Linked DNA regions of Homo sapiens: region 2 is linked to region 1. Evidence: read pairs that join two places in POLR2A ChIA-PET (ENCODE). Cell type or tissue: GM12878. All regions are shown on one strand. Links, peaks and the distances in the headings refer to the core of each region. The heading gives the core; the rest is flanking DNA.

Evidence for each region. Peaks named below come from ENCODE experiments on the same cell type or tissue, not always from the same donor. Only the 100,000 strongest peaks of a DNase experiment are listed, where the experiment ranks them.
Region 2: POLR2A ChIA-PET joins it to region 1 with 17 read pairs; 7 of 35 experiments call an interaction of 5 or more read pairs at or near these places.

What each region holds. Positions count from the first base shown.
Region 1 is chr2:102,021,716-102,030,988 of GRCh38, forward strand. IL1R2 (interleukin 1 receptor type 2) reads left to right here. Exons shown (of 9, transcript NM_004633.4): 6 at 472-534; 7 at 2,818-2,953; 8 at 4,396-4,538; 9 at 6,511-6,829. The coding sequence ends at 6,677. Among named protein-coding and RNA genes, the nearest start is that of IL1R2, 34 kb to the left of the region's middle. In GM12878, for the core only: no CTCF peak of the experiment used is centred there; DNase peaks (open chromatin) are centred at 3,526 and 4,056; H3K27ac peaks cover 2,074 bases.
Region 2 is chr2:102,075,757-102,086,636 of GRCh38, forward strand. It overlaps a transcript of IL1R1 not described here. Among named protein-coding and RNA genes, the nearest start is that of IL1R1, 62 kb to the right of the region's middle. In GM12878, for the core only: no CTCF peak of the experiment used is centred there; DNase peaks (open chromatin) are centred at 4,919 and 7,455; H3K27ac peaks cover 614 bases.

The sequences.
Region 1 (9,273 bases), core at 1-8,000:
TTACACACTAGCCTTCCAAATAGGTGTTTCTTGAGCCCTGTGCCTTTTCTAGAAGAACTGAGTCTTGAGTATTTTGTGGCAGGCACTTTGGAGAGGTGGAGAAGGTATTTTAGGTCAGGTCAAGTTTCGGGGAAAATCTATCTCGTGGACCTCATAAACATGATTGTTTTCAGGAAGTCTGGGAGGGAAATGGTTAATTGTTTATCATAGAGCAAGGACTGAAGACCTCCTGTCAGCGGAATGTGTGTTTGGCTGTGGCCTCTTCCAGTAATTGCTCTGCTGGGAAAGTCATTGGCCAAGGATGCTCGATTTTGTAGAGAGCCTGTTTCCTTTGCCAGACAAAGCCTGACTCTCATAATGACTGGCCATACTGGAAAGGATAACTTAGTTGATTAGCCAAACAATGACTTGAACCACAGCGTCAAATGAAGGCTTTCCTAACGGAATCTCTTTTCCTTACATCTTTCTCAGAAAAAAAAGAAGAGACCATTCCTGTGATCATTTCCCCCCTCAAGACCATATCAGCTTCTCTGGGTAAGGCCCACAAGGACCATGCATTCCACGCACCTGTGGGGGTGCCTGGTATCCCAATGCAGGGGGCTTGGGACCCTTGCGTCTGCTGATCATACCTGCTCCTTGGGTGCAATGTGCCTGGGTGGAGACCTTAGAACTCCAGTGTGTGAGGCTGGAATAACAAGTGTGAGGAAATATTTCCCTTTGGCCAGTTTGGTTAGAAATGGCATAATCTGAAAACAGGTATACTTTGCTTCATGCAAAGCCTACCTATAAAAATCTGAATGTGAAAATCTGAACGTTCTGGCAGCAGTTATCAACTGCATGAGAAGATGAACAGCATGAACCCCAGGCAGAGCCAGCACCCTCAGTGTATTTAAAATAATTCACATCACCAAAACTTGGCTGGCGCTCTGCCTCTCTCTAAGACTCCATTTGTAAAGTGGGCTCAGCTGTGGTCAGTTTCTTGTTGCCAGAAGAGCTGGTAAGCTGGTTGAATGGTGCCATGAAAATGACCAATGGGGCTTTCTGCTTTTCACTCCATGTGGTACAGTCCATCCTGGCCAGCACAGGTCCACACTAGTGGCCAGTGAGGGTACGTAAGTGTACTGTACTAACAACCAACTGATGCTAGTGGTGGGGCGGAATTGATGTTTATTGAGGATCCACTATGTCCAATGGGATCCCATTCAATCTCAACATAGACCCTGTAGGTTTTATTCTCTCAATTTTCCAAAAGGAAAAAGCCACCCAGGGCATCACGTTGGCTCAGTGGAGGCCAAAAGGCCATGCTCAGAGTCAGGCTGGAGTTCAGATTCAGGTCTGTGTGCCTATAAAACCTGCATCCTTTTATGTGTTTGTTTCTGGGTAGTGTTTTTGTAGGTCTGTTACTCATTTATGAAACCCTGGCTGCACAGTCTTTTAAAAAACAATTTATTTGCTTTTTCCTTTTGTTTAGTGCTGGTTTAAATTTTAAATTTGAATTGGAGGCCATAGAGGAGGAGGGCTTTTGTGCAGTTGCTGGGACTGCTGGCTGGCACTTGGGTTGCCACTGCCACAGTGCAGTCCCCATGGCTGCAGCTCTAGGAACAACCACCTGGAAATCTGGGGCAATGGGCACATGGGTGATACCTACTGGAGCCCCAGTGTTCTGGCTCCCTGGGGCTTCCCAGCCAAGTTCCAGGCCCAGTTCCCAATCAGTTGCTTTGGATGCACTGGAATGGGTGGTGGGGCCACGTGACACTGATTAGTAGGTTGTTACGGCTGAGGAAGATCTTTAAGGTCATAGGAGTGGCATAGGATGGAGAACGGCTGGCATTCTCAACCCGTGGTGGGGCCAGGTGCATTAAAAGACACACCACAGGGAGCCATATCACCCACGAGGAAAAAACAAGTGAGAAGGTTTTCTTCTTCTTTTCCTTCTACTCTTCTTTGTGAATGAAAAAAAAAATAATTTCCTATGATTGAGGCAGGGGGACCCAGTACATCACACTGCACAACTGCAGAGGGCACCATCTATAGAAAACACAGAGTTTTTGGCTGGGCGTGGTGGCTCATGGCTGTAATCCCAGCACTTTGGGAGGCCGAGGCAGGTGGATCACGAGGTTAGGAGATCGAGACCATCCTGGCTAACACGGTGAAACCCCATCTCTACTAAAAAATACAAAAAAAATTAGCCGGGCGTGGTGGCGGGTGCCCGGGTCCCAGCTCCTCGGGGCGCCGAGGCAGGAGAATGGCGTGAACCGGGGAGGCGGAGCTTGCAGTGAGCCGAGATCGCCCCACCGCACTCCAGCCTGGGCGACAGAGCGAGACTCCATCTCAAAAACAAAACAAAACAAAACAAAAAAAACACGAGTTTTTAAAGAAGGGTTGATCCCCAGTCAGAGTCATCTGGGAATGGAGAGTTCCCAGGAGAAACATTAGAGCCAAGACCAGCCTCAGGCAAAGAGAAAGAATCCACACATTGATCTGGATTTTCTGAGGTAACTGAAGTGAGGGGCAGAGGAAGTCGGCTTGAATTTAGCATGTCCCGTGGGAGCGCAGGGGCCCTGGTGAAGCCATTTAACTTCAGGTGCCTCTTGGTTTTTGCCTGCCATGAAGACCAGTTGTAGGAACCAGAGGTACTTCGTAAACAGTAAAGCTCTGTGTGAACAGAATCATTTGAGAAAACTAAATTTTCTACCAAGGAAAGAATTGGGTGGTGAGGGGTGTTTGAGAAGCCGAGGAGGGACTCAGGGCTCAGGTTTGCTGGTGGGTGGGAGGTGCTGGTTCTGCAGTTGACGTGCTGTGCCTTGCCATCCACAGGGTCAAGACTGACAATCCCGTGTAAGGTGTTTCTGGGAACCGGCACACCCTTAACCACCATGCTGTGGTGGACGGCCAATGACACCCACATAGAGAGCGCCTACCCGGGAGGCCGCGTGACCGAGGGGCCACGCCAGTAAGTGGGCCAGGGTCTTCTGTTGAGAACTCTGTGGGTTTCGCTCTTCCTTTTGGAGACAGTTATCACTATGACCCACATACCACATTAAAAGTTACTTTTTTTGATTCCAAACTGTTGGATGTTTAGAATTTAAAAAATTGTATTTTGCTAAAAATTATCTTGAGAATCAAACTTTCTCTGTAAATACTTAAAAGTTGAGTTGCAGTTGACATGTTGGTATTGATGTTGCATTTTGTAGCTGTTTCATTAAACATTGATCCTTTTATTTTCGCAAGTTAAAAAATATTTTGGAGTTCATATCTTTCCATTTTCCACTCTGCAACCTGACTATCAAACATTTTCATAAACCCTTAAAAAGACCCTGAGACCTAGCCACAGTATCTATAGTACCTCTTCTGTTTCTCAGGGAGCTGTGGGCTGCCACAATCTCTAAGGGAGGTTAATAATTAAAAAAAAGAAAGAATTCAGTTCTCATAAGCAGTCATCTCTAGAAAATGTTTTCTTACTCTGAGACTCGAACAATCAGACCTTTTGTAAGTGGGAACTTGTTGCCTGTGAGGGAGACCATTCAACATTCCAAATTGTAACTCTTTTTAAAATTACAGTTTTGATACTTTGAATTAGCCTGAGCTTTTGCTTGCCAAATGGTTGTGTTTTTTGAAAGACTTATCACAAAAGATCTTTCTGGATGTAATTTAGTGGATAAAAACTATGTGTGGGTAGCACAATCATGTGCTTGCAAGTTCTCATTGCAAAAGACCTGGCCACAACTAAATGCCCATCTCAGCTTACTCATATGATCCACTTACTTAAAGGAACCTATATTCCCCCTACAAATAGAACAAAAATATTCCTAGTGGATCCACTCATCTGTGTTTTTATTCACACTAACAGTTAGTAGTGAGGTGTCTACAGATTCCTCTAACACTATAAATGGCAGCTATCCTGGCCACAGCCATTCCCCTGGGCTGTCTGCAGGTTTCCAGAGTGAGAGTCAGCAGTAGAGATGAGAAGAGACGGCACCACTGAGGGCTGGAGTCCTGGAAACTCCCTGCCCTTCAATATACAAGTGATTTAATGGTGAGGGACTCAAGTTTCCTCAAACTAGACGTTTCTGTTCCCATGACTGTTTTTTTTTGTTGTTGTTGTTCATTAAGAGACTTAAAAGATGAACTTCCCCATTATCTAACCCTGTAGTGTAACAACTGTTTGATGCCAGTGACCGCCAACTTCAGTGACACTAAGGCCTTCAGGGACAGGCTTAGAAACTGTCCCAAATGAATCACAAGTATGGTGGCAAGAGCTCCTAACTTTATGAAACTTGAAAACAATAAAAGCGCAATGGGTACTTCTAAAGGAGAGTGTTTAGATGTCTACATTGTGAAAGACAAGCTTGCATTCGATACAATCATAATTAAGTGAATGTTTTTTTAACTCAGGGAATATTCAGAAAATAATGAGAACTACATTGAAGTGCCATTGATTTTTGATCCTGTCACAAGAGAGGATTTGCACATGGATTTTAAATGTGTTGTCCATAATACCCTGAGTTTTCAGACACTACGCACCACAGTCAAGGAAGGTATGTATGTATTTTGGGGAGCACTATAGGAGAATATAACATGTTGAATGTTCCATGGATACTAGACAAATCTACTTGTTCTCCAAATGATTCCATAGAAATTCCCTTGCATTGTCTGCTAGTGGAGAGCTGAAAAGAAACCTCCCATTTTTAAAGAGTTTTGGTAGGGTGGAGGCTGGACTTTGGGAGATTATACTCAAATGAAAAATTTAAATAGCAAGCTGATTTTTGGAAAATGGATGAAATGGTTCTACAGTAAACTTCGAAATACTCTGTCTGCATGTGGCTCTGCCTTGGGTCACTAATCAGCTGTCTTCGCATGGCCTCTAGAAGAGGGTGGATTGTTCTTTATCCTGAAGATGAGAAACTTCATCCTCTAAGAGCTGGGGATTGGGAGCTACCCAGGGTTCAGGGCAGCTTTAGGGTCAAAGTCATTATATGACCGGAAATAGGTACAAGGCTACAGCCAAATCAACCCAGTGTTCATTTAAGGACATTTAAAAAGAAGAAGAGGAAAACCCACATTATCATTTTTGATTAAATTGATTTCATATCAATGTTTAATTGTTGAGCAGGAGGGAGAGCTGCCTTGAATGTAGTCTCTGTTGACAGCCTGTAGCTAATGGCAGGCAAGCCAAAGTGATTCCCAGCATCTCAGTGATGGCTCGTGGACAATCTTACAGCAATAACATAAATACAAATTGCTCCAGGTCTCCATGTTTTGCTGGGGAGGCAGCCACAAACACAGTGTAAACTGGAAAGCCAATGATGTGTTCCAGCCTCAGGACAGGGAATGGCACCCAACTTTCCTCCAACTGTGCGCTGTGCACCACCAGCCTCACACTCACCTGAGCCACTGGTCACAAACACAGATCTCAGGACTTACTCCAGATCCACCCTGTCAAATATTCCTAGGGAGAGGCTGCAGCCTGTGACACAAAAAGCTCCTTTCACAGTGAAGTTTGAGAATGAGGGCACACATGTGAAGGGTGGCGTTTCAGATCATTTCCAGATGAGCAGGCTGGGAGAGATGGTGGTTGTACACATTTACCCACAAAAATCAGAATGTTCCCTCTCGGGGTCAGATTAGTGAGCCCAAGGAACCTGTGGTTTGTCTGGCCCTGATGCTGGGAACCTTTAAAATTTTCCATAACATGAGCCTTGTCCCTGCATGTGGCTGGCCGTGACTGATCCAGGGAACACAGGCTGTAAGTCTTTCACCAGGACTGAGAGGTGTATTCAAACAGCTGCCCAGAATATTACAGCTGAACTTATTTCTAATCTTTGTGGGGTTTTAAAATGTGAGAATCCTCTGGAGCAACAGGCTGAGGTCATGTCGATTCCTGGATGACTAAACAGACTGTGATAGATAATAGCTTAAAAATGCAGGATTCTAGTCTCATCAACAATGTGTCTGATAACACTCTGTTCTCACATTTGCTTTTTAACTTTTTATTCAGAGTCTCTTCCTGTATTTCCATAACACAGAGACGCCAAGGAGCAGAACATAAAATAGCTGGACCCAAGCAATCGTGTTGGCCCCTGCAGCTCCATTATTCAAAATTTATTTTCCTTTGCTACTTCCTTTGATCCTCATGACACCCATGCTCATTAGAAAAGGGCAGATTGTTCCTGGCTCTGTCACAGTTGGCCAACTGTGACATAAACAGACAGCATCTTAAACGCACAGTGTCCCACTGTTGGAACAAAGTTAAACCCTCAGCACTTGCCCACTTACCCTACGATGTTTCTAACAGATTTTGCCCTATCACGCTCGTTTCTCTAATGCCACAGACATCACTCTCAAATATCCTCCATGTTGGTGTGAGGGATGTGCTTTCTGAAAATCAATGCACATTTATCAAGAAAAACAAACTCCAATTTCTTTCTTATCTTGTACACCTGCATTGCCCTGTCCTCTTGTACAGTGAGAGACTGTTCAGCTCCTGATGTGACTCTGTTCTTCCCACAGCCTCCTCCACGTTCTCCTGGGGCATTGTGCTGGCCCCACTTTCACTGGCCTTCTTGGTTTTGGGGGGAATATGGATGCACAGACGGTGCAAACACAGAACTGGAAAAGCAGATGGTCTGACTGTGCTATGGCCTCATCATCAAGACTTTCAATCCTATCCCAAGTGAAATAAATGGAATGAAATAATTCAAACACAAACTCCGTACGTCTTCTCTTATGGAAGTGGCTGTGTCTTTTTGAGGGACTCTGTTCTTTGCCTCAGTTGTCTACCAAAGGTGCCACATTTATAGTGGCTTTGTAGTAAAGGACTAAAGTCTTACATTCTGTTTTTTTTTTCCCTAAAAATCAGTGACAACAGTAGATGTGCCTGTGAGTGGGTGTGAGTAGCTGTCTGCTACTTGTGACCTATTTAACAGAATGAGGTGCTCTTAGGCCTGCATGAGAGTGGAAAACATCTACATGAGTTTTGACATTCATTCAACAAAAACATATTATGAGTCTATTTTGACTAGACTCTATGGGAGATGTTGTACATACAGTGATGGTTAAGACATAGTTTGCCTTTCAGGAAGCTGGTTGTTCATTTTGAGACTGAAAAGAATAATTTAGTGCTAAAGCAGAAGAATCAGCAAGAATTGGTGAACTTTTTTGGAAAGGGCTATCCAAAAAATAGCAATTAAAAATACACACATTGGAATGTATTAGTGAACTGAGAATTAGACCCAACTTCATAACAACATGTCTGAAAATAGAAGGAAGGGCATTAAAAGAATTGTAGACAAACTGAATAAAATGTACCCAGAGCCTCTTTCATATCATATACCAAAAATAAAATCCAGATAGATAAATGAGTTCAATTAAAAAAAAAAAAACTCCAATGGCAGGAAAATCAGCACGGCTGGTGACTCCACCTTTCAGGTCTCTGTTCAAATGTGACCTTCCCAGAGGGAAGGTCCCCAGAGAGGACCTTCCTTCCTCTCTGTCCCCTCACCCTGCTTTGTACCATTGTAGCTTTTATCACCACCAGACCTTCCAGTATAGATTTGCTTGTTGATTTTCAATTTATGTTTCCCACCCAAATGGAAGACCCATGAGGTCAGAGAGATTATTTTGGTCCCAGCTGTATTTCCAGTACCTCAAAGCAGGCATTTAATGAATATTTGCAGAATAAATGAAGATGGGATGAACTCTCTCTTGTTCATTACCAAAAGACTTGCAAGAGTAAAGGTGAGTAGGCTTAATTACATTATAATTTCTGCACAACAAAATAACAAAAGCAAGGTTTAGACAAAATTGTGTCAGACAAGTTCAAGGAATGAGTAACTATCATGTGTAGAGTTATTCAAAGTCATAGAAAAGGCATGTGTCTTAGTCTTTTTGGGCTGCTACAACAAAATACCATAACTAGGGTGGCTTGTAAACAACAGAAATTTATTTCTCACAGTTTTGGAGGTTGAGAAGTCCAAGATCAAGGTGCGAGCAGATTTGGTGTCTGGTGAGGGCCCACTTCCTGGCTAATAGACGGCAGCCCTCCTGACTTAATCACCTCCCAAGGGCCACAACTCCTAATACCATTGTATTGGAGGTTAGGGTTTCAACATATGAATTTTGGGAGGACACAAACATTCAGTTTATAGTAGCATCATCACCCTACAGATGAAAAAATGTGAGTAGGGGATTGCAGAAGAGACACACATAAAGGAACTCATGGAAAAATGACACTTTCAGTAAGAACCAGGGGATGTAAATTAGAGCAAATTTGAGATACCAGTGCACTCACACACTATCAAGTGTTTAAAAGTTTTTATGAAACACTCTCACACTTTAATTCAATTTATAATTTGGTGCTGGGAAGAAGAAAGGCAACATGAGCCAAGTCAGTTGGGTGCTGGACCAGCTTGCATCTTCTTGCAAGAGCCCAGGATGTGCCTCTCTTCTTGGCTCTGTTCAGTGATGTCATGTTGGTAGCTTAAAATCTGTGGCCATTGTGGAGTCTTTACACCACAGAAATTGGCAGTTGCCACAAATCAGCACTCTCTTCCCCAGTACATAACAACAAGGTTTGAGAGATGCCCAGTGATACTACTCCTGGGAATTTAGCTTAGGAAATAATTTAATAAAATAAAATCATTAGAGATATAAAATAATTTAATAAAACTTATTACCCCAATGATGAAAAATTATGCAGCAATTATCAATTATAATGATCAATACTATAATGACCAAATTATCAAAATTGTAAGACTTAAATGTTTACAGTGTTAAGGAAATATTATACATTGTTTTGTACAATTTTTATGGTTACAATATTGACATTTGTTTGCATCTAGACAAGGAGAAAACTTAAAAACTTGGACTTTGAAGGCAGACTTTGTGAGTTCAAGTTCAAGCACTGCCACATGGTGCCTCTGTGATCTTGGGCAAATCCTTTAATCTCAAAGTACATCAATTTTCTCATCTGAAAAATGGGGATAATCACTTAGTCCAAATTAACTTAGCTATTTAGCTATATTTTATATTTCCATTTTTCCTATTTTTCTATTTCAACTATAGTAACTGTTTAATAATCAAAAACATAGGAGGAATAGACAGAAATAAAAATTGTTGTACTTGGACTACGTGTTGACAAACCACAGCCTGTGGGCCAAATGCAGCCTGCCCTCTGTTTCTGTGGATTAAGAGTATTAGGAAACAGCCTTGCCTGTTTGTTTGCAGACTGTCTTTGGCCACTTTTGCTCTTTGAAGATAGAGTTGAGTAGTTGA
Region 2 (10,880 bases), core at 2,881-10,880, 57 kb after region 1:
GAACGAAAATACAGGTTAAAGACAGAAGATTTCACTGGGAGTGGCTATGAGGAGCCATTTAAATTTCTAGCAGCAAATGGGTGGCACAATTGGCTTTAAGATGATCAATCTATTGGCAGTGTATCATAGAGCTTCCCAACTTATCTGTGCCAGGGAGGGATCAACAGTGCACACCTGAAACTTATTACAGACTAATTTCAAGTGATATTGTACTGCTTCAGGTATGATATAAGAACTTTATAACGCTTTCATTTCTCCCTTCCTGGTCTTTGTGTTATTATTGCTGCACATTTTCCTTCTACATATGTTATGAGACCCACAATACATTTTTAATTTTGCTTCAGTTATGTTTTGAAATGTTTTAATTAATAAAAATATCTTACTTATGTACCCATGTAGTTACCATTTCTATTGCTTCGTATTCTTTTTTTTTTTTTTTGAGATGGAATCTCACTCTGTCGCCTAGGCTGGAATGCAGTGGTGTGATCTCGGCTCACTGCAAGCTCCGCCTCCCAGGTTCACACCATTCTCCTGCCTCAGCCTCCCAAGTAGCTGGGACTACAGGCGCCTGCCACCATGCCTGGTTAATATTTTGTATTTTTAGTAGAGACGGGGTTTCACCGTGTTAGCCAGGATGGTCTCAATCTCCTGACCTCGTGATCCACCCACCTCATGTTTCCATTTGGTATAATTTTCTTTTTATCTGGAGGGCTTCCTTCAACATTTCTTATAGTGCAGGTCTGCTGGTAACAAATTATTTCAGTTTATAGATGTCTGAAAATGACTTCATTTTATCTTCATTTCTGAAAGACATTTTTGCTGCATAAATTTTTATAGGTCTAGAATTATTTCTTTTAGCCCTTTAAAGATATTGATCTAGGGTCTTTTGGCTTGCATTGTTTCTAATGAGAAATCTGCTGTCATTCTTTTTTCTTTTTTTTGCTCTTCTTTGGCAGCTTTTAAGATTTTCTCTTTAGCAGGTATTGTAAGCATTTGATTATGATGTACCTTAGTGTAGTTGTCTTCATATTTTTTGTATTAGGGCTTGTTGCCCTTCTTGGATCTGTGGGTTTACAGTTACTGTATTTGGGGGGTTTGTAGCCATTATTTATTCAAATTTTTTTTCTATTAATTCCTCTCTCATAATCCCCCCTTGAGGGACTTCCATTACACATATATTTGGATATTTTACATTGTTCTACAATTCATTAATGCTCTGCTCATTTTTTCAATCTTCTTTTCTCACCGCTTAATTTTGGGTAGTTTCTATTGCCATGTCTTGAAATTTACTAATTTTTGTTTTTCTTTCTTTCTTTTTATTTTATTTTTTTTGAGAGAGAGTCTTGCTCTGTTGCCCAGGCTGGAGTATAGTGGTGCAATTTCAGCTCACTGCAACCTCCACCTCCTGGATTCAAGCAATTCTCACATCTCAGCCTCCTGAGTAGCTGGGATTACAGGTGCCTGCCACCATGCTGGTCTAATTTTTGTATTTTTAGAGATGATGGGGTTTTGCCATTTTGGCCAGGCTGGTCTTGAACTCCTGACCTCAGGTGATCCACCCACCTTGGCCTCCCAAAGTGCTGGGATTATAGGTGTGAGCCGTGGCACCCGGCCGAAGTTTACTAATCTTTTCTTTTGTAATGTGAATTTGCCATAATACAATCTAATGTGTTTTCTCAAATCTAAGATACAGCTGATTTTATCTCAATTAGTTATTTTACCTTAAAAAAATCTCTTTTGTGTCTCTGTTCAACATGCTTGATCTTTCCTCTAGCATCTTGGCCTTATAGAATAGTCATAATAAATGTTTTCATGTCCTTGCTTGTTAATTCTTGCTCTGTGTTAGTTCTGCATCAGTTTTGATTGATTCATTTTTCTCCTCCTGTTGGTTATATTTTCCTGCTTCTTTGCATGCATGGTAATTTTTTATTGGATCGTAGGCATTGTGAGTTTGACATTCAGGTTAGACCTAACATATACAGAACACTCCACACAAGAACAGTGAAATACACATTTTTATCCACTGCATGTGGACTATTTTCCAGGGTTGACCATATGTGAAGACATAAAACAATGCTTAGTACACTAAAAAAAGAGAGAAATCATACAAAGTATATTCTCTGATCACAACGAAATGAAATTAGAAATCAATAAAAGAAGAAAATTTAGGAAAGTCACAAATATGTGAAAATTAAACAATATACTCTTAAATATCAAATGGGTCAAAGAAGAAATTAAAAGAGAAATTAAAAATACTGTAAGATTAAAGAAAATGAAAGCACAATACACCAAGCTTATGGGATGCAGCTAAAGCTATACATAGAGAAAAAATTAAAGAAATAAATGAGTATATTACAAAAAAGGATCTTAAATGACTTATCATTCCACTCTAATAAACTAAAAAAGAAGAGAATACTAAATGCCAAATATCAGAAGGAAGTTCATAATTAAGATCAGAGTAGAAATAGATAAAATGGGGAATAGAAAAAAATAGAGAAAATCAACAAACCAAATGTAGGTTATCTTCTCTGAAAAGATAAACAAAACTGGCAAAGCATTCACTGGACTGATCAAAAATTGAAAGATGACTCAAATAACTAAAATCAGGAATTAAAGAGGGGACCTTACAGAAATAAGAGGGATTATAAGGGAATACTACGAAAAAATTATATGCCAACTAATTAAAAAGCCTAGTTGAAAGGCACAAATTCCTAGAAAGACACAACTGAAACTGGATCAAGAAGAAATAGATAATCTGAATGGGACTATAATAAATAAAGACACTGAATTAGCAGTCAAAAAACTTCACACACACACACACACACACACACACACACACACACAAGAAAAAAAAAAGGAAAAAAGCCCATGCCCAGATGGTTTCACTGGTGAATTCCACCAAACATTTAAAAGAGATGAGCAGCAATCCTTCAGAAAACTATTTCAAAAAGTTGAAAAGGAAGGGACACTTGCGAATTCATCCTAGAAAGTCAGTATTACCCCGGTACCAACACCAGATGAAAACATCATATGAAAAGTAAAATAAAGACCAATATCCCTGATGAATACAGACATACAAATCCTCAGCAAAACACTGGACATGAAATAGAGCAGCTATAAAAGAATCATATGCCATGACCAAGTGGGATTTATCCTAAGAATGCAACATTATTTCAACATCCAAAAATCAATCAATGTAATGCAACATATTAATAGAATAAAGGATGGAATTGCATAATCATCTCAATAGATGCAGACAAAATGTCTGATAAAATCTGACACCCTTTCAAGATTAAAAACAACAACAACAACAACAACAAACCAACAAAAATCAGCAGAGTAGTAATAGAAGAGGACTTTCTTAACCTGATAATGGGCATCCAAAAAACCCCACAGCTAACATTATACTTAATGATCAAAGACCAGTAGCTTTCCCTCTGTGATCAGGAAGAAGAGAAGGATGTTTAATCCTACCACTTCTATTCAACATTGTACTAAGAATGCTAGCTAGGGAAATTTGGCAAGAAGAAATAAAATTCATATTGGAAAAAACCAGCTCTATTCTCAAATGACCTGGTCTTGTATATAGAACATTCTAAGGAATCCACTAAAAACTATTAGACTACTAAACAAGCTCAGTAAGTTTGCAAGATACAAAATCAATATATGAAAATTAATTGTATTTTTATATATTAGCAATGAAAAATTTGAAAATGAAATTAAGAAAACAATTCTACTTACAATAGCTTCAAAAAGAATAAAATAGCATAAACTTAAGAAAAGAAGTATAAGACTTGTACACTAAAAGTATAAAATATTATTGAAAGTAATTTTAAAATCGCTCAATTAATTGAAAGACATCCCATGTTCATGAATCAGAAGACTTAACTTTTTTAAAGATGGCAGTACTCCCCAAATGTATCCCAGATTTATCACAATCCTTATGAATATCCAAATTGCCTTTATTGCAGAAATTGAGAAACTGCTCATAAAATACACAAGGAAATGCAAAGGATGGAGAATATCCAAAACAATCTTGAAAAATAACAAAGTCAATGACTTACACTCCCATTTTAAAACTTACTACAAAGCAACGGTATCCAAGACAGTAGGATGTTCTCAGAGTATAAATATAAAAATCAATAAAAATAGAATTAAGAATTCAGAAATATGCCCTTACGTTTATGGTCAATTGGTTCCAAGAAAGATGCCAGCAATTCAGTGGGGGAAAGAATAATCTTCTTAATAAAAGGTGATGGGACATCTGGATATCCACATGTGAAGAAAAAATTTGCATCTCTATCTCATACTGTACACAAAAATTTACTCAAAAAGCAATCATAGAACTAAACGTATGATCTAGAACTGCAAAACTCTTAGAAGGAAATATAAATATAAATCTTTGTGACCTTGAATTGGGCAATGCTTCCTTAAGTATACAGCGCCAGAGCACAAGCAACAACAAAATAGATAATTGCACTTCACCAAAATTAAATCCTTTCATGTTTTAAAGTACTCTCTTAAGAAAGTGAAAATATAGCTCATGGAGTGGGATAAAATATTGGCAAATTATCTGATAATGAACTTGTATCCATAATATGCACAAATCTCTGATAAATTAACAATAAAAAGACAACCCAATTAAAAAGTGAGCAAAAGATTTGAATGGACATTTCGCTGAAGAAGATAGATAAAGGGTTGCTAAGCACATTAAAAGATGCTCGACATTACTGGTCATTAGCAAACGCAAAGCAAAACATACTAAGATGCCATCCACTAGAATGACGGGATGAAAGAGGCCAGAAATAATAAATGTTAGTGAGGACATAGAGAAACTGGTACACTCATTTATTACTGGAAGGAATGTAAGATGGTACAGCTACTTTTAAAATAGTTTGTGGTTCTTTGAAATGTTCAACATAGAGTTGCCATATGACTCAGCAATTCCACTCCTAGGTATCTATGTGACATAATTAACAACACAAAAATCTGTACACCAATTTTCATAGCAACATTATTCAAAATAGCCAAAACATAGAAACAACCCAAATGTCCATTAATGGATGAATGGATTAACAATATGCAGTATATCCAAACAACGGAATATTATTCAGCCATGGAAAGGAGTGAAGTACTACCTATACACAGTACAACATAGAGGAACCTTGAAAGCATTATGCTAAGTGAGAGGAGCTAGTTACAGAAGCCCACACATTGTATAATTCCATTTATATGGAATGCTTAGAATAAGCAAATTTATAGAATCAGAAAGTAGTATATAGATTGCCAGGGGCTAGAAGAAAGGGGAACGAAGAGTGATTGCTAATGAGTATGAAGTTTCTTTTGGGGGTGATGAAAATGCTCTGAAATTGGATAGTGGTGATGGGTGCGCAACTCTATGAATATACTGAAACCCTTTGAATTGTACACTTTTAAAAGGGTAATTTTATGCTGTGTGAATGACATCTCAATAAAATTCTCATTAAAATAAGAATATATGAGAGTATCTATTTCTAACTGTAGAGATTTTTGCAAATCCTGCAGAAATATGCTGAATTAGTTACAACCAGCTAAGGGAGCCTGGGATGGAAGAGTTTGAACCACACCCAATGGCCTGCATCTGGTGCTCTCCCAAGATCCATGGAAATAATCTTCCAACCTGCAATGTACCAGGGCATCTACCAGCCTGGCTCCACGGTGGTTTCAGGCATTGCTCTACAAATGATCAAGTTTTCATTCTAGAGTACGAATGAGGATTGAGTTAGACTAACTGTACAAGGGACAGGAAATAACAGCTCCTTCCCTGTCCTGGGGTCAGTGGTTTGAAAAGCACCCCATCTATCAGTGAATATCCAGCTTCCTGACAAAGAAAAGGGCTAGGGGATTTGCCCCCACCCTGTTTAGAAGGCGAAGGCGAATTAGGCCTGAATGGCGACTTGATTCTCATCTGAATATCAGAGAAACACATGTGTTGCAGGCTACACTGGAAGTCCTAATGGCTTCAGTTTGATAGTGGATTTGGGCTTAATGGTTGAGCAACTCCAGTGGCTTCCTCTCTTGATTACGTTGGTGGCTGTGAGATGAACTACCCAGTCATCAGTCATCATTATCAATGGCCCATTTGCCTGGGATGCTTTGGAAGAATGAAAGAGAGTAAAGGCAGTTCTACTTTTAAAGAAGTTAAAACATGGGCTACAGAGCATTTTCGTTTATTGTTTATCAAATGTTAGCCTGCCTCAGAATACCTGGAGGGCACAGATTCCTAGGTCCCACCTCTGGAGCTGCTAAGTCAGTTGATGTGGGCAAATAACCTAACACCTTGGCATTCACTTCCAGGTTTTCTTCATTTCCTCGTCCTCCCTTTCCTTCTTCAAATGTTCTCCTGTTCCTTCTTGGCTTTATAACTATCTTTGTCTCTGCTTCCCTTCCTATACATTGCCTTAATTAATCCTTTAATTTAGATTAAATTAAAGGATAAATATAAATTAAAGGATAAATTAAAGGATAAATCTAATCCTTTAATTTAAATATTATTTCTGGAGATATATTTGCCATGTGATCCATTTTGTTTGTTAGAAAAACACAAGAGAAAAAAATTGCTGATAATCTTCTCAAAAAGGATTATCTTGTTTGTTCTAAAGCCAAGGATGTATAGTGCATCTTGGAATGTTTTGGATTGAGGTGGGACATTTGCTTTCTTTTTGTTTTCAAACATCATTAATTTACTTGGTATAAGAACTTCAGAATCAGCATAAAGTAAAAGTAGTTTCTTAGGAATAGTGTCATGATAATTCCATGCACTTAACATGAGGTAGGTGATAACGGAAGTAGTGGTTTTCTTGATTTTTCTTATTCAAACTGCTTCATCAAACAAAACAAAACAGAACAAACGCCCTGGAGACAGAGAGTCTTATTGTGCCATAGTATTTCTCTTTCTCTCTCTTTTTTAAATATTTCAAGCGAGCATGCCATCAGCAGGGCTGTCTTCACTGAGCTATTTGTTGCTGGGAGATGTTGTAGACTGTTGCTCGGTCAGTGCAAATGAGAGCTGCTAGCCTCGCTGTAACCTCGCTGGCTGGGTACTCTCAGAGATTGTTAAGAGTTTTAAAATTTTTCTAATCACTAAGCATGTTAGGAAACCAGAGCTTTGTGTATGAAGAACAACTTCCTCTCAGGGACTGTACTCAAGGCTGAGGTTTGGACCTCAGCCAATTTTATGAACGAACAGGAACAATGTCAAAAACATCAGGATTCCTGGTCATGAGGACCAGAGGGGGCCACTCCAATGGGATGGTAAGCTTCTGTAGGGCTGGCACGTGACTTTGCACCCCTGATGCTCCGCATGAAGGGATTTTCTGCACCCAGCAAGTGCTGACTGATTTCCTGAGGACACTTAGTCCTACTCTAAACTCTAAGAAGGTCTAGGGCCACATCAGGAAAGTGAGATTCATGCACTGACTCATTTCCACACTTCAGAGGACACTTTCTTTGAGTGGGTGTTTGGAAAAAAATGCAAGGTAGATGTAATTCTCCACACATCAGCTGATGACTCGTACTGACAGTGTCTAGAATAGAACTTTTTTTTTCCTTTTGGGTAGGTACCTTCTCCCCAGATGGATGGTGTGTTCCCCAGAGTGCCGAGGTATTTCTGGGTGAAGTAATATTGTTCCCTTGTGTGTAATCCTACTAGTTCTCTTTCATGAAGTAGCTGGAATGTCTGAGTGGTCAAGGGTAATCCCTGAGCTGGCCTTGACACAAACAGATACGGGCTCTTCCATCCTTGGGTCCCTCTGTTCTGACACCTGATGACACACTTAGGAGTTTTCCTCTAGTACCTAAAACTATAGTTAGTAGGTACTTAGAAACAATTACAAGCTGTGCTAATGCTTTTTAAAAGTGGAAATATCGGCCAGGTGTGGTGGCTCACACCTGCAATCCCAGCACTTTGGGACGCCGAGGCAGGTGGATCACGAGGTCAGGAGTTCAAGACCAGCCTGACCAATATGGTGAAACCCCATCTCTACTAAAAATACAAAAATTAGCCAGGCATGGTGATGGGCGCCTGTAATCCCAGCTACTCAGGAGGCTGAGGCAGGAGAATTGCTTGAACCTGGGAGGCAGAGGTTGCAGTGAGCCGAGATCACGCCACTGCACTCCAGCTTAAGCGACTGAGCAAGACTCCGCCTCAAAAAAAAAAAAGTGGAAATAGCAATATGTGCTTTAGCTAAATATTAATTTTGTTTTTGCCCTGCCTTTTAGCTCTGTGGTCTTGACCAAGGCCTCATAGCGACTCTGAATCTCTTGCGACTCTGAATCTCTTGCGACTCTGAATCTCTCGCAATCTCAATTTTCTTGTTTGCAAAACTAAGATGTAGCAGTTATAATGTGAGGCGCAAATGAGAAAGGCCATACAAAAACCCTAACCAAAAAATCCAGTAAAATGAAGCTCAGTTAAACTAAAGACAGCCCGTTGACATCTTTTGTGCGTTTCCTCCTTGGTTCCCAGGAATGCTGGAAAAAGAGGCATTTGTTCTAAACATGGAAATGCAGCAAAATAATGATTCTTTTATGGCCTGGTGGTCTGGTTTGACACAATCAATAACTAAAATAAATACACACAGCGTACAGCCCTGTAATAATAGAGGTTGCTCGGAATCAACTCACAGTAGTAAAAATCCTGGTTGAGAAATTATCCCCAAAGATGATATGATTTTATCGCCCCGTACAAAGTTAACCAGTCTTATACATAATATGGATCTTTTCAAACTTTTAAATGAAGTATAATGCATACACAGAACAGTGAACTCATCATGGGCAACTAAATTAATTTTCACAAAATCATATTTTGTGAATATGCTATGATTTATTAATACATTGTACTGCTGATGAACATTTGGATAGTTTCTGGTTTTTGGCTAATAAATATAGGGCTGCTATGAGTATTTTTGTATACATACTTTGGTTGACATTTCTACTATTTTCTGTTGGTCTTGTACCTGTGAGTGAAATTACTGAGTCATAAGATATGTATTTGTTCCTCAGCAGTAGTTACTGCTGCCACACAGCATGGTTCTGCTAATATGTACTTCCAGTGGGAATGTTTGACAGTTCCAGCTGATGGAAATCTTTACCAGCGTTTAATATTTTCTCTTATTCATTTTCACCATTCTGGTAAGAGTGTCCCGCAATTTCATTCTGGCTTTAATTGAATTTCCCCAATGGCTAATGCAGTTGAACACTTTTTCAAATTATTTTTTGGCCATTTAAATATTTTCTTTTGTTAAGGATCAGTTCAACCTTTTGTTTGTATTTCTATTGGGTTACCTAGATTTTTCTTACTGATTTGCAGTGGTTTTTAATGCATTCTGGGTAAGAACACTTTGTCAGCAGTATCTATTCCAAATACCTGCTTCAACTCTGTGGATTGCATTTCATTTCCCTAATGGTGTCTTTGGATGAACACACCTTGATTTATCAATAGTCTTTCTTTGATTATTAGAATATTTTGTGTCTGTTTTACAACTATTTGCCTACTCCAAAGTCATAAAAATTTTCTCCTGTGCATTTCTTTAAAGGCTTTATTGTTTTACTTTTCACATTCAGATCTGCAGACCAACAATTAAGATTTGGATATGGTATTAAGCAGTGGCTCAAGGTTCAATTTTCATTTCTCCATTTGACTATCCAAATGATTCAGTGCCATTTAGAGAAATGAATACTCTTTTCTCTCTTCAGTTCAGTGGCGTGTTGGGCATAAATCAGGTAACTATGTAGGTGTGTATGAGTCTTTTTCTGGACTATTCATTCTATTGCATTGGCCAGTTTGTATAAATTTTCACTGAAATGCTGTCCTAATTACTATAGCCCTGATATAAAATGCTATCTAGTAGGGTAAGTCTTTACTATTCCTCAAGATTGCCATAGCTATTATTTGCATTTAATATTTTCATATGAATTTTAAAATCACCTGTCAATTCCCACAAAATACCAACAGCGATTTTGATTGGGATTGCAATTAATTTATAAATCAATTTGGGAATAACTGACAACTTTACAACATCAAATCTTTCAATTATTGAACATGCTACATTGTATAGCTCCATTTATAAGATATTCTTTAACTTCTCTTGGCAATTTTTAAAATTTTTCAGTGTAGGGAACTTACATGTTTTTCATATTTTCAGAAGAATCACTGTCTGTGTCAGCAATAGCTTTATTTTTAGGTGGTTACTATTTTTAGTGAGCTTGTACATGAAGTAATTTTTGAAACATTTCATTTATGACTTGTTCGTTGATAGAAATAAAAGTGATTTTAATATTGACCTTTTATCCACTAGCACTGCTAAACTTGTTTACTGATTTTAATAATCTGTACATGCTTGTGAATATTCCAGAAAAACAATCATGCCATCTGCAAATAATGGCATTAATTTTTAAAGGGTGGTTTCACTGGGTAAGATTTCTTAATTGACAGTTTAGTTTTCTTTAGGTGCTTAGAGTATGTTGTTCCAATGCCTTTTGGCCTCCGTACTTTCTCATAAGAATTCAGTTGTTAATCACTTCATTGTATTTCCTGTATGTGATGGGTCGTTTTTCTCTAGCTGCTCTCAGGATATTTTCTTTATCATTGGCTTTTAACAATTTGCTTATGATGTGCTTTCTTTGTGATTATTCTTTGTTGGGTTGTATTGAGCTTGTTGAATATGTAAATTAATATTTTTCACTGTTTGAAAAGTTGTCAGTCATTATTACTTTAAATATTTTCTACGCCTTTCTCCCCCTCTTTTTTTTTGGGGATTTTAATTACATATATTTTGGCAGAGCCAGGGGCTCTGTTTATTTTTCAACAGACTTTTTTTCTTTGTGATCTTTCAACTGTG